2 separate regions of the Homo sapiens genome follow, and region 1 is linked to region 2. A link is an interaction called in ENCODE POLR2A ChIA-PET data of the cell type or tissue named here. Cell type or tissue: MCF 10A. All regions are shown on one strand. Links, peaks and the distances in the headings refer to the core of each region. The heading gives the core; the rest is flanking DNA.

The links. ChIA-PET counts read pairs that join two places held together with the same protein. Peaks named below come from ENCODE experiments on the same cell type or tissue, not always from the same donor. Only the 100,000 strongest peaks of a DNase experiment are listed, where the experiment ranks them.
Region 1: POLR2A ChIA-PET joins it to region 2 with 5 read pairs; 3 of 35 experiments call an interaction of 5 or more read pairs at or near these places.

The regions. Positions count from the first base shown.
Region 1 is chr3:147,395,006-147,402,566 of GRCh38, forward strand. It overlaps ZIC4 (Zic family zinc finger 4), which reads right to left. Exons shown (of 5, transcript NM_032153.6): 3 at 847-1,464. Among named protein-coding and RNA genes, the nearest start is that of ZIC4, 7.8 kb to the right of the region's middle. RefSeq lists an enhancer at 724-1,461. In MCF 10A, for the core only: no CTCF peak of the experiment used is centred there; a DNase peak (open chromatin) is centred at 4,326.
Region 2 is chr3:147,727,839-147,735,399 of GRCh38, forward strand. LOC124909495 (a long non-coding RNA gene) reads right to left here and starts at 4,604. Exons shown (of 2, transcript XR_007096279.1): 1 at 4,464-4,604. In MCF 10A, for the core only: no CTCF peak of the experiment used is centred there; no DNase peak of the experiment used is centred there.

The sequences.
Region 1 (7,561 bases), core at 2,256-6,255, 330 kb before region 2:
TGTTGATTTCTTAAACTTCCAGGGAGGAGGAGCGAGAAAACCCTAACTAAGGAGAGTACAAACAATGGCTGCTAAACTAATTAATGTAACTTCACAGGCTGTTCTGGAAGTGTGAAAACTTTCTCCTTGCAGTTGTATTAATTAGAGATGCTCTGGCCAGAGGAGTTCAATTTTGCAGGCTCTTGAACGATACTCCTTTTTTTCTGTTAACTAGAAGTAGCAGATGTAGTTGACACATGTCCCCATTTCCCTTAGCAGCTTGGTAAATGATATTTAAGGTGGATAGGTCTGTGCTAAAGCGAAAGTGAGGGTCCACCAAACATCCCTAGTGTCCGGCCACCAAGGCTCAAAAATACGTACAAAGTTAGCCCATTCGACCCCCAACTCCTAAAGAAGGCTCCAGGGCCTGGTAACCTCTCAGTCCAGGTGGGCCAGGTTATCAGGACTACAGGTGGAAGAGTTCTGCTGCGCAATTCCAAAGGGACAAGGAAAAAAGTTAGACAGCTGTTCTTATGTCTTTACGACTTTGGGGAACAATGCTGTTTTAAAATATCTTAAAATCAAACTCTTAAGCAGAGAGCACATGTTTGCACACACAGGGTCTTAGGCACGTTCACCCTTGTCCCCCCCAGAACAGAAATCCCGCACTATCCTCCCTACACACAGCCTCCGGAAACTTCTGTGATTCTAAGAATAGAAGCGCATAATTAATATTTTATGGCCTTGGCTCATGGAAACAACCCCAAAATATTTCCCCCTCCCCTCAGTTGGGACTTGAGGAAATCCAGACCCGAGGGCCTGCTTCCCCAGAGGGTCCGCACGCGACAGACAGCGCCGAATACTGACCTGTGTGAGTTCGTTTGTGTATTTTGAGATTTTCTGATCTAGCAAAGACCTTCCCACACCCCGGGAAAGGACAAGGGAAGGGCTTCTCGCCCGTGTGCACGCGGATGTGATTTACAAGTTTGTATTTGGCTTTGAAGGGCTTTCCCTGGCGCGGACACTCCTCCCAGAAGCAAATGTGGTTGGCCTGTTCCGGGCCGCCGACGTGCTCCACGGTGACGTGCGTGACCAGCTCGTGCATGGTGCTGAAAGTTTTGGAGCAGAGGCTCGGGGTCGCGGTGCCGTCGGCCGCCAGCCACTTGCAGATGAGCTCCTGTTTGATGGGCTGGCGCATGTAGCGGAAGAAAGCGCCAGGACCGTGGGGCGCAGCGAGGTTCACCGTCAGGTTCATGCCCCCGTAGCCATGCAGGGCTGCGGCAGCTGCCAGGGCGTCGCTGCGGGCCGCAGGCCCTGGCGGGAAGGGCTCCGGCCGCGCGTACATGTCTCCAGGGAGCCCCAGACGCAGGAGTCCATTCAAAGGACGGCTGGGGGAGGCCTGGGGAGGCTCCTCGTGGAGGCCCGGGAACACCGAGGGGCTGGAGGCGGCGGTGAGCTGGGGGCCATGGTGTCCAGAGCTGCTACCTGTTGTCGAAACAAATAGCGCGCATGAGAACGGGTGGCGTGGGCTGCGCGCTCTTCCCTGGGCCCCGGGGGGCAGGCCCAGCCCTGCCGCACTACGGCCTCTGCAGTCAGCCGTGGAACTCAGAGCCAGACAGCGCCAGCAGTGAACCCGGTGGACAGAGCAAGGCCAAACACCTCCGCCGCCATTGGGCCGAATTGCTGTTGGGCCAAGTCCCCCGCCGCGCCATGAGCTAGAGAGGGATGGTAGCGGCAGAGTAGATGTAAGGGGTAATGGAAGGCGCAGGGCTGAGTCTGTGGGTTGCTGGGGGTTCTGCTCCAGAGGGGTAGGAGCTGAGCCCCAAGCGCACTTTGGCGGCTAACACCCCGGGGCTCTCCGGGGCACGATGCCCTGCGGGGAGTGGAGGTGACAGAAATGATGATGTTGGAGGTGGTGGTGGTTCTGAAGCGCCCCAGCCATATATATTTTCAGTGCCCCGCTTGGCTAGGAGAGGGCGGCCGGCTGCTTGCCGACCCACGCTCCCCGGAGCTCCCTGTACCGGGCCGCTAACACCACTGCCACCTGACAGTGGGGAGGGGAAAGGAAAACCACACAAAAAAACTTCTGTAAAGTTTTTTTTTTCTTTCTTTCTTTCTCTTCTTCTTCCCAAGGTTTGGATTTGGGCGCGCCCACCCCCTTGGCTATTAATGCCTACGCGAAATCCTGCACACTACAGAAGTAGCAGCAGGGCGCGTTAGGAAGTCAATAGAGATTCAGGGCCGTGGCCTGGACCCACAGAGAGGAACAATCGCCTGGGTAGCCCATTGGCCCGCGGCCGGGTCCGACGTCAGTGATGACAGGTCCTGCCGCACGCGGTCGGTCTCTCTCTCTCTCTCTCACACTTCCCTGCTCCAACCGCCACCCCCTCACACACCTCTCCCCCAAACATATACCCTCTTTCCCTCCCTCACCCCACCCCCACAGCATCTCAAGCTTCCACTGCTCATGCGCTCTGACCCGGGCACAAATCCTTTTCTCTCCCCTTGAGCCTCCTCCCCCTCCTCTCCGGAAAGCTGAGTGGATCAGCTTTGACTCAGGGCTCCTGGAAGTACTCGGGGCTGGGTTATGCCACCATTCACCACAACTTTGGGGAGGCAGCATTGCGGGACCTCAGTCGGGGCTGATGGGCAGCATCGTGTGCGCAGAGATGGCGGTCTCGTTGGGCAGTTTGTCCCTGCAGCCTGCAAGAGGAGGGGGTCGGGATCGAAGGACCGAAGGAGGTTGCTGACTCAGGAGCCAGGAGCTGAGAAACTCCTAGGCTAGCAGCCGTTGAGCCTAATTTTATTTTCTGGCTTTCTCCGAAATGTCTCGTTTCCCTCATCTTTCTGGTCCTTTTCGTCTCTCTTATTTTCCCCAAAACGTCTACCTCACTTCGTCTTCCTTTCTCCTCCCCTCCCCCTCTCTTTCCTCTATACTCTCTTCCCATTTAGCCTTGCAGGCCCCTCCTCCCCGGTGTTGGAGAGCTCAAAGACGCGCGAAACTCAAGGATCTGGCCCTGACCAGGGACGGGATTAGGCGGGAAGTGGTGACGGCCTGAAAAGGCTGGGCTCGAACCCGTGCCTTCCTGAAAGGACTCTCCCCGCCACAAGTCACACCCACCCGCAGGCCTGCTGGCCAAAGAAACAAAGGAGTCGGGCGTGGATCCAGGAGAAACAGGTTTTCGCTCTCGGATCTCCCTGGGCAAATCAGGGATCCTGAGCGCTATACCCCGCAGTCGTACGGAGCCTCTGGGAAAGGGGATTTAAGGGTGACTTCCACTTTCAGCTTCGGCTACTTGTTGCCTGCGGTCCAAGCCTTCTCTGCTTCCTCCTACCTCGTCTTAGGCCTCTGTAGAAAGTGCACGCCGCGTTTCCCCTTCCAGGCTCTGAGAGGGCCTGCAGGCCCGTGGCCGCCTCCGACAAGATGCCTTCCAGTGCTAGGGGGGCCACTTTGGCGGGATGGGGGTCGGTTGGTTAAAAAAAACTTAAGTTCTGGCTCAGTCGAGTGTGGCAAAAGCCGAGGGTCGGGGGTTGGGGGGCTTTGGGGGCGAGCGGTAGTCCTTTGTCTGAGCCGACCGGCTAAGGTCAGCTGCGTCGTCCGGCGATTTAAAGGGCTGCTGGCCGGGACTCCTGCCTTGTCGCTGCAGCCGAAAATGCCAGTCTAAGTGCTTGGGCTTCCCTGGCGGCCATAAAAAGTGTCCCCCAAACAGAGAAAGGCTTGTATCTTTAAGAAAAGTTTTAAAGATTGAGTAAAATATCCCATACCCCTTAGCAGAGGCAAGAAATTTTGGCAGATACCAGCAATGCTGAATAGAAATTGACTGAACTGCCCCTCCTCCCATCCCCAGCACCAAGGACTATTCTTATACATTTCCTGGTCAGTAAATAAGGCCTTAAAAAATTTTTTTTTAAAATAATTAACTGATGTATAACAGTTGGCAGATTCTTTGAGACCTTCATTTAATGCATTGTTCCTCCCTTGGGTGCACTTTAGGGAGGGATTAACTTCCACAACAATTTCTCTCTACTTAGACACGTCCAGGTCTTTCTGCTCCTCCTACAGGAAGAGCTTGGATAACTCTACCAATAGATACTCCTCAGTATTTAAAAAAAAAAAATTAGAGAAGAGTATTTGACTGCCAGACCCCCACTCCCTACTCTCAAAACCAAGGGCTTCCACACAGCAGTTTTGTGACTAGACTCTCAGGATATGTCTCCCTGGCTTTCACTTTCTCCCATGGTTTACTCCTCCACCAACAGGCACCATCTCTCTGATCCTTCCCCTGCTCTGATCCTTCATCCAAGCAGTGGCATGGCCAGGTCTCCAGTGAAAGGTTTACACATCTCAATGAGTCATTTCACCTCCCAGGTGTATGTTGAATGATGCAATTGTCTAGGCAACTCTGGACTGAATCCATGAAGGACTCCAAAAAGCAAAACAAAAGCCAGAGTATGTTTTTACCTGAGACTCCTTGCCCAGTTGTTTTTACTATCCGCATCTTAACACCAAACTTGTTCAGCTTATGTGGTATTCAGGTTTAAGTGCAGGGGAACTTCTGCAATATTTCGGCAATTAAAATTTTTTTTCTCTGCTGGACCCTAGGTAATCTAAAACTAACAGTTCAGAATGTTTGTCAAACTCACTTTAGCTTTAAGACTCTGATTTGCAAAAACACGGATTTTTTTTTTTTTTTTTTTTGAGAGGGAGTCTCCCTCTGTCGCCCAGGCTGCAGTGCAATGGCGCCATCTTGGCTCAATGCAACCTCTGCCTCCCTGGTTCAAGCGATTCTTCCACCTCAGCCTCCCAAGTAGCTGGGATTACAGGCACCCAGCATCATGCCCAGCTAATTTTTGTATTTTTAGTAAAGACGGAGTTTCACCATGTTAGCCAGGCTGGTCTTGAACTCTTGACCTCAGGTGACCTGCCCACTTCGGCCTCCCACAGTGCTGGGATTACAGGCGTGAGCCACTGCACCCGGCCAGATTTCTTAATATATACACTGTGACCCCACCTCCATCAAAAGCTTTGAATAACAGTATGGACAGATAGGAGAAGAGGGGTTTTTAGTTGTTTCAGGCTGTGGAACCCTTAGGAAGCCTGGTGAGTCTGTTGAACTTCTAATAGTCCAGTATTTGCTGCACATATTCATCATAGAAGAAAACACTAACTTTCCAATAGAAGGTTGTGAAAATAAAGAGGCATTTTTTTCTCCTCCAAGTTTATGGGCCCTCTGGAATTCTAACCACTGACTCTCTGGACTCCAGGGTTAAGAAACAGAGGTTTTATACACATAGTCTGCTAGCATACTACACACTTTCTGTTAGTCACTTTGCCTTTGAAAAGCTTTGAACTTGTGTATGACTTTTTTGTGCCAGCAGCAAAAGGGCAAACACATCTGATTCAGCCAAAATCCTGGAGAGTAGGCTGGCCCCATGGAGCTCCTTCCCAGATGCAGCCTTCTCTTGAAAGCTGAAAACATCTGGACCCATTTTAGGTAGCTTCTTCTTGCTTGAGTAGCCAGGGGTCAGTAGACCTGCAGGTCACTGAGGTTGCCTGATCTTTGCAAGTTCCTTAGAGCTATATGGTCTATATGTTGGTTGGCTAAACCCAGCAATGGGACCAGACATTCTCCTCGAAGGACATTTCCCCAGAGACAGCAATAAGGGATTACATAAGGATCTTCAAGGTATATCTTTGAAATAAGCCCCAAAGCAGTATCCAGTTCAAGGTGATGGGGCATCAACAACTGAGAGGTATATTTTAGTCTTTAGAGAGATCATTTTGAGTCTTCCAGAGCCTGGGAAGCAGGGAACCCAGGCTACAGAGATTATCAATTGGGCTGGCTAAGGAATGGTGTCTCCTCAGTGCTCTTCAGATTTTTTTTCCAGAAACATCTCACTATACCTGCCCCCAACACCAAATGCTTGACTGAAACATTCTATTCCTACCCATGCCTGGAGATATAACATTGTTAAGTCTACTTTTCTGCTTCATTTGTAGAGAAAAAGAGTATCTCACAACCCACAGATCTTTAGCACATGTCAAAATGAAACACTGGAAGCTTGTTTTCTTGGGGACCTATTTGGAGCATATTCCACCACTAGACCCCAAATATCTCTTGATCTTCAGAGCCTCTGCAAACCAGTGCCCAGAATCATGCCCTAAGCACTTTTGCTCACCTACCCAGACGAATGCAGTGGCATAAACAAGTGATTTCCTAGTTCTTTTCTAGAAATAGAACATTTGGTGGCCCTACCATCTGCCAGAGCTCCTTAAATCACTGGTTTGAATGTCTGATCTCACTGCCTTGGAAAGAAAAAAAAATGGAGGATATTTCAGATCAACAGCTGGGCTATTTTTCCATTTTAATATTTTAAGCAATGCTAAATTAAATGATGATTGTTTATTGTAAGTTATGCCCAGATCAGGAGGTGGGCCTTACTCAGCTGAGGGCCACTGTATAGAACCTGGCTAGAAACAAGTCTTGTCATCTGAATGTTCTGCACTAAATCAATAGTCACTTGTTCAGTTCTTTCTTCCCTGTTTCTGGCCAGGTTGCCACCCTAAACAGAGGTAAATTTCTTTAGAGGCTAGTCACAAACAGACTTCAAGATTCCTACACAGGGAGTTTGCCTCTATTCTTATGCAAAGAAATAACATAAGCCCCAGGAGGCCATCCGTATTTCTAAGCCCAAATTGTGCAAAGGAGATGAGATCTGTTAGGATTTTGGCAATAAAAGAGGATATTCTTCTCCTCTGCTATGGAAATTTGAGTTTTAAACATCATTAATGGAACTGAGTATGGAAGAAAATATACTTGGATATGCTTTAATTTCCAAGCAAGGATTCTACAAAACATCCTGTGACAAAAGCTTAGGAAACATTGCTTTTGGGTCTTCCAAAACAGTATTAAAGAATCAAAACAACTGAATTTACATAACAACTCATACCTCTCTTGAGACTTTTGCCATTAAATCATCCCCAGATAATATAGAGAGCCATTTCCTGGGTTGTCTATTTGACTTTGGTTAGGAAGGTTCCTTTGTCTACCAATGAGGGAACATCTTTGGAGGCAACCATCAGCTAGTGATATAGTTGAAATGAGGAAAACTAGACGCCTGGAAGGGAAAATACCACCCTAAATCATATGCTTATTCTAAATGGAATATTAAATTAAATTCTTCACAATGAAGGTATTCCTGACAGAGCAGCTGTCAGTCACTCCCTGTTCAGACACCACATTGTGGGAACCTCGTCACTACCACATTGCAGAAGGCTGGTATCCCTGGTAAAGATGATGTATATCATGTAAACCCCATCATCCAGATCAAAGTCTGCTTCTTTCATGGAAGCCAATACATGTCAAACCTCATTCCAATCAAATTGTCTGGAAATGAATTCAAGATGAATATGTCACAGAATAACGTGACAGTGGAATTGCAGAAGGTCAGGGGTGGTTGTTTCAATGAGAGAATCGTCAAATATTAATTCTGGAACGTCCAGATGAGTAGGCATTGAGGGGGATTAGCTGGCTGCTGGTGGGACGTTGTGTCATTGATTTGTGTGCAAATGTATTGAACA
Region 2 (7,561 bases), core at 1,305-5,304:
AAGCCAAAAGAACAAAGCTGGAGGCATCATGCTACCTGACTTCAAACTATACTACAAGGCTACAGTACCAAAACAGCATGGTACTGGTACCAAAACAGAGATATAGACCAATGGAACAGAACAGAGCCCTCAGAAATAATACCACACATCTACAACCATCTGATCTTTGACAAACCTGACAAAAACAAGAAATGGGGAAAGGATTCCCTATTTAATAAATGGTGCTGGGAAAACTGGCTAGCCATATGTAGAAAGCTGAAACTGGATCCCTTCCTTACACCTTATACAAAAATTAATTCAAGATGGATTAAAGACGTAAATGTTAGACTAAAAACCATAAAAACCCTAGAAGAAAACCTATGCAATACCATTCAGGACATAGGCATGGGCAAGGACTTCATGTCTAAAACACCAAAAGCAATGGCAACAAAAGTCAAAATTGACAAATGGGATCTAATTTAACTAAAGAGCTTCTGCACAGCAAAAGAAACTACCATCAGAGTGAACAGGCAACCTATAGAATGGGAGAAAATTTTTGCAATCTACTCATCTGACAAAGGGCTAATATCCAGAATCTACAAAGAACTTAAACAAATTTACAAGAAAAAAACAAACAACTCCATCAATAAGTGGGCAAATGATATGAGCAGACACTTCTCAAAAGAAGACATTTATGCAGCCAACAGACACATGAAAAAATGCTTATCATCACTGGCCATCAGAGAACTGCAAATCAAAACCACAGTGAGATACCATCTCACACCATTTAGAATGGTGATCATTAAAAAGTCAGGAAACAACAGGTGCTGGAGAGGATGTGGAGAAATAGGAACACTTTTACACTGTTGGTGGGACTGTAAACTAGTTCAACCATTGTGGAAGAAAGTGTCGCGATTCCTCAAGGATCTAGAACTAGAAATACCATTTGACCCAGCCATCCCATTACTGGGTATATACCCAAAGGATTATAAATCATGCTGCTATAAAGACACATGCACACATATGTTTATTGCGGCACTATTCACAATAGCAAAGACTTGGAACTAATGCAAATGTCCATCAGTGATAGACTGGATTAAGAAAATGTGGCACATATACACCATGGAATACTATACAGCCATAAAAAATGATGAGTTCATGTCCTTTGTAGGGACATGGATGAAGCTGGAAACCATCATTCTCAGCAAACTATCACGAGGACAAAAAACCAAACACCGTATGGTCTCACTCATAGGTGGGAATTGAACAATGAGAACTCTTGGGCACAGGAAGGGGAACATCACACACTGGGGCCTCTTGTGGGATGGGGGAAGGGGGGAGGGATAGCATTAGGAGATATATCTAATGTATATGACGAGTTAATGGGTGCAGCACACCAACATGGCACATGTATACATATGTAACAAACAAATGTCTTGGCTACATCTGACACTAGATTTTCCAGCCCCAGCACCATAATAACCCCAAGTAATTTTTTTTTTATTATTATACTTTAAGTTTTAGGGTACATGTGTACAACGTGCAGGTTTGTTACATATATATACATGTGCCATGTTGGTGTGCTGCACCCATTAACTAGTCATTTGACAATAGATATATCTCCTAATGCTATCCCTTCTCCCTCCCCCTACCCCACAACAGGCCCCGGTGTGTGATGTTCCCCTTCCTGTGTCCAAGCCCCAAGTAATATTTTTAAAAGTTTAAAGGGATTATGGGATGTGACTACTAACCATTAAGACAACCTGAAAAATAGGGTAAAATTGAGTTCAATATTTTTGTTTGTGTGAAAACAGGAGGAAGTGGTAGAGGAAAACAGGAAAAAGAGAGGGAGGCAGGGACAAGCATTTCTCTAGGAATAATGAAAATTCTCGATTTTTTTTCCTGGTATTATGTACCAGAATGTTAGTTGACTATCAGCTCTCTGTATATTCTTTGAATTTTTGGAACCAAAGCCATGTGACATTTGCTCCACAGCTTCTTTGCATGTCATGTTTTTTATTTTCTTTGGACAAAAGTCCATGGTAACTTACTTGGGTCAATAAATACACAAGCTTTTAGAATCTCAGAAACTATCAAATGTAAATGGACCCGATCATTTTAGCATTAAATTAGAATAATGTGTGTTTTCATAAGAAGCACTATTTAAAATTTTTTACTGTAAGGTTATGTTTGGATAGATAGTTCTATGAAAAATTATTATAGTTTTGTTGTTATTGTTATTTCTCCAAGATTGTGAACACACATATGGATAATATTCATCTTGTTCTTCCAGAGCCGTGGCATCCCTTTTTAACATCCTTTCATGATCTGTAACCACTAACATTTGTGAAATCACTTAAAAAAGACATTAACTGTAGGGGACAAAACAAATACAATTTAAAATATCTAAACAGATCCACCAAAAAAAAAAAAAATCCCATTCACACACAAAAAACTAATAATGGCCCCTTGAAAGTTATGCTCATTTGGCTATGGAAATTTTAGAAATATATTATTGCTTGGGTCTTTTTAAAAACCATTATTTAAAAAAATGTGGCATGAGTTGTAATTCTAATTAAAAACCAGGCAAGCCCTTAGGTGGGAGTCACAGTGAGCTGCCCTGAGTTTTTCCCAAGCCTAACAAAAGAGAGAAGGACTTGCCACTGCTTGTGTCTGCCAAACGTGTATTGTTAAAGGAATCAAAATAAAGAGGCAAAGAGGTCAAGGGTTAGGAGCTCATATTTCCACCCTTCATGACCCCGTCTCGAGGCTGGGGTGCTCTTGTCATCTGTTTCTGAAGGTCTCTCAACACAAGACTTTCCTCTACTTCTTTCAGGAGACTCCCGTGTAGACTACACTGGTGATTAATGAAAAGGGCTCACAGGAGACCTTCTTAAAATGCTTTGGACAAAAGGGTCCACAGCATGAAGGCTTTAGAAGAATACCTGCAGACAGTACTGTCTTGAGAATGTAGTGGAAATAGCTATGTTTTCCACCAATTCCACCTTTTTATGACATATCAGATAACTTGATTAATGGTATGCCACTTTCTATTTCTGTTGCAAGCTGTCACCAGAATACTTACTTAAACTTTCACACTCCATGAGTTGTAGAGTAGCTGGTTAATATTTTTAATGTTGTTTTCATTATTCCAAAGTAGAATAAGGTGACCATTGGACTGAATCCTGAAATTTCATTTAGTTTACAAATAGTATAAAATTATAATTATGTTCTAGCAAATAAAATTAAGATGTATAAAATAATTTTTATCAAAATTTGACAAACTAGAGCAAAAAATATTAATATTTTCCTTGTGACATTGCAGATATCTGAATAAAAAGCATACAAAATATACTTCTATAAAATCAAGTTTGCAATCATCACATTTTCATTGGCTGCCTTGCTAGAGATTTCCCAAGAGATTATTAGACATATTAATTAAAATCTAAAAGTGATTTAAAAATATTTTTTCCTCAACACTTATAGCTCAGTGAAATTAAACATGCTGTGGCTGTTATATTTTTCAGTGGTTTAGGACAGTGAAATAAGACATAGGCTCTAGCTCTAAGAGCTATCAGGGGTCCAATTTCTGGAAACCCTAATGCCTAATGCCTACCCTACAACTGTACTGATTAGGACGGTGGCTCGCCAATTCCACACTGTTTGCGCTAATGAGCCTACAGAAAACTAGGAATTATCAGTTAAAGCTGCTGTTAAGCTGCTCCCATCGCAGTATATCAGCTACATGACTTTTCTTACTATCCTACAATTCAATATAGCATCTCTCAAAATAGTTGACTTCCAGTCAACATAGAATTTTGTGGTGGAGGAAGAAAGGAAAGGAAAAGAGGCCATATATGCCTATAACTGAGTTTAAAATGTCCCCATTCCAAAGTCATAATTTTAAATAGTGTGTTCTATCAAATACCATCCCTTTACACTGTCTACATGGAATTTTCTAGAAATATACCTTAGCAAATACATCCTTGCCTCTCACTTTCTGTGCTTACCAGCTTTCCAAAGCAAAAGGAGTTCAGACTTCTCTAACCACTGAAGTGCAAACCAAAACTATGAGACCGTGAGGCAGTTCTGACCAAACTGAAGAGAACAAGAAGAATAAAAAAGAAAACCTTTTTTTAAATTAAATTTACCCAAATAACTAGGAACAAAGCAGTTTCCCCCTGTTTTAGCAAAGCATTTAACTAACATCCAAAATAATTATTGCTATGTAGAATTAGTGTACATATTTTAGGGAGTACAATAACATTTTCCAGATAAAATGAATTGTAATTACAGATTAGCCTTAGTTTTACAGAGATGTAGTATGAATTTCGGGTTGCAGAAAAACTCATGCAAAGGCAAGGGTTAACACACACATATATACAAGTAAATGAAAATAAATGAAAGAAAATTTTCCAAATTGCCTAGAAGGATTCTTTAATTATTTCTGGGGATCATTACTCAAACTTAAAGTTCCAACTCACATTCTCCTTTTTCCTCTGAAATGGTTCTTTGATTGTATCCGGATAAATACATCTTCCGCCTTCTCTTCCACCTATTCCCATTATTCCTGCCTCCTTCCTCCCCACCTGCATCTCTTTCTCTCCAGTGTTCTATTGTAGAATAATTGAGTGTGGTATGATGGGAAAGAACCTGGATGCTGAAGCCAAACTTCCTATATTTGGATCTGAAACTTGACTCTCTTTTATCAGCTGTTTGAACTCAGGCAAATTACTTAACCTCTCTATGCTCCATTTCTTCATATGTAAAATGGAGAACATAATAGTATTTACACTATAGGATTGATAAAAGGGATGTTAATTCATGTAAAGCACTAAAAACAATGCATAGAACATAGTAAACACATACTATTATTAGAGTCATTTGCTTGCAAGTGTTTGCCATACAAGTTCCTTGAAGGCAGGGACCAGGTTTTCTTTTTCCTTAAAAAAAAAAAAAAAAAATTCTGAATAATCTTGTTCAGTATCCAGAAATATTAGGCCTTAAGTGAATACTGAATGAAGGAATCAAAGTGAATATACTGCTCTGGTTTGAAGTTTTGTCATTTGACAATCTGTGTTAGTTGGTCTGCTCTTTTTTTTTTTTTTTTTTTGGTTTAGTTTTTTCATGGCTTCCACCTAGACTGAGGTCAGCAATCTGTCTGCAGCCGAAACCTGAAGCTAGAACACAACTTTTGAACTGATAGGTCCTTCACCAGAGAAAAAAAGAATAAGACATTCACATCAGCAATATATGTCCTAGTACACAGTATGAATTGCAATATGAAACCCTGTATGTTTTCATGATCTTAGAACTGATTACCTGTGAAAAGCCTGTTACTTTAAAACTTTAAATTTGGAAACTAAATCACTTGTTTCTTAAGGAGAAGATGCTAAAGATTTACAGGGAGAGAGGACCAGCTGCTTTTGACCTCTAGAAATGATCTCTAATAATGCCAGGGCAACGATTCTACAAATAGGTTTAAATTTTAATATAGCTATATTATCAGGCCTAGATATTCTTTGGTGGATGCCTCTGTTGGCAGTTACTCACATTGCCTTTATCAGTGAACGCTGTCATATTTGTGTGTTATAATCACTGCCTTGACAGAATCAGATAAGCACCTATAAAGTCTTTTAAAAGAAATTTACTTCCTCTATCTACAAACTGTCAGCACCTTTGCTTTTAAACACTCTCACTTTGCACAATATAGGTTATTAGTTTGAAGATTTGAATTAATGGGATGTTAAAAAATGTGGGGTTAGAGAACTAGATGCCAGTAACCAAAGTGAAAAAAAAGGAACCATTTTTTCTGTACAAGGGGGAGCTGTCACCGGCTTGTCATAGGAGTTAATAAATGAATATGTTCCTAGAGATTGTCTTCCCATTTAAAATGTTGACCCAGCAAAATTCCTAATTTTATGTATTAATGACAACTGATACCAACAATTAAGGAAGACGATGTTAATTATTTGACCAGCTACTTGGCTTATGTGCTGTATGAACAAAATACCTTTCAGGAACTCCGGATTGACTTTCTGCTTTGTAAACATTAGCTCCTGTTTACTTGTTAGCCTTTAAGACATAAACATTGCTGTACCACACTATATAAAGAAGCTTCCCACTTAGGAAACCCAAGGTAATATCATCTAGCATTTTGGCATTCTCACGAAGAATTAGTGCCTAGGGGAGGCAAAACAGAACATTAGTGAGGATTAATAGAATTTTTGAGTAGGCCTTCTTTTTTCTCTTCTCTCTGTCTCAGTTTTTATGTATTAACCTTCAAATTATTTTAGGATGCTTTTTTTCGGTGCTGAATTATTAAAAGTGGTATATTTTTCAATATCTAGCTAGTAGATTGTTTATGATGGTTTTACATTTTTTCCCATAAGGCACATCTTATTTAAATTTCTACATTTTAATATTTTTGTGGTTCAAGTTGCAAGCAGATAACAGATGATAGAACTCTAATTTTGTATTTTCAATAGGCACATTGATTTAGTAGCTTTGCTAACCACATCAGAGGGCTCTGAAACCATTCTCAAACATTTCTTGGAGTTGATAAGAGATAAATTAAGAAACATAAAGATTTCTGTCGCTCACAAACTATATGATGTTTTGTGAGTCACTTAGTCTCTGCGCTTCCATGTCTGCATCTAAAAATCTATGAGCTTGAACCAAATGATTTTGCCAGTTGTTTCCACATTGGAGTCATGTTAAACACTGTTGATGGACAGGAAATTTAAGGTCCTAGCTCTTGTGGTTTGACTGGAAGTCCAAAATTGAAATAGAAAGAAAGATGGGCTTGGGAATGAAGCACTTGGTAAGACGTAAGAATTTGCATAAAGGGCATCAAGTATAAAATAAATCCTGTAAACCACAGTCTCCAATGGAGTTTTATCTCCAGCAATATGTCTATTTTTAAAACTGCAATCTGTAGCCTCAAGCACTCCAATTCACTAAGAATGCACACAAAGCGGCCATAAAATGGATTGAATAAACACGCTTCCAGAATCTTTCTTTTTTTTTTCTGAGATGGAGTCTTGCTGTGTCACCCAGGTACAGTGGCACGATCTCGACTCACTGCAACCTTCATATTGGCCAGGCTGATCTCAAACTCCTGATCTCGTTATCTGCCTGCCTCGGCCTCCCAAAGTGCTGGGATTATAGACGTGAGCCGCTGCACCTGGCCTCTGGAATCATTTTAAGGATTAGGTAGGATGAAATAATTGTCAGAACCTGTACTTTTATTACAATAAAAAATATTTATTTTTTGCTTGTTAATATGATCAGATTCTGAAGGTACTTTCTTTGGTTGCAAATTGCTTAGAAAACCAGCAATCTTACAAAATAATAATTAAGAAAATCTATCTAAATATGTCATTGATTACCCTTAGTTAACAGTTCTATCAGTTTCATCACTATTTTCTCTAACACTAATAATCTTAGTGAAATCTTTTTTCCTAATTTAGTTCAACCAAGTCACCCAATGCAACTGTCTGATTCCCAAGTCTTTCAGCTAGCTGCAGAACTAAATTTCTTGGTTAAGTCAGAACTATTATACACATAAGTTGTCATAAAT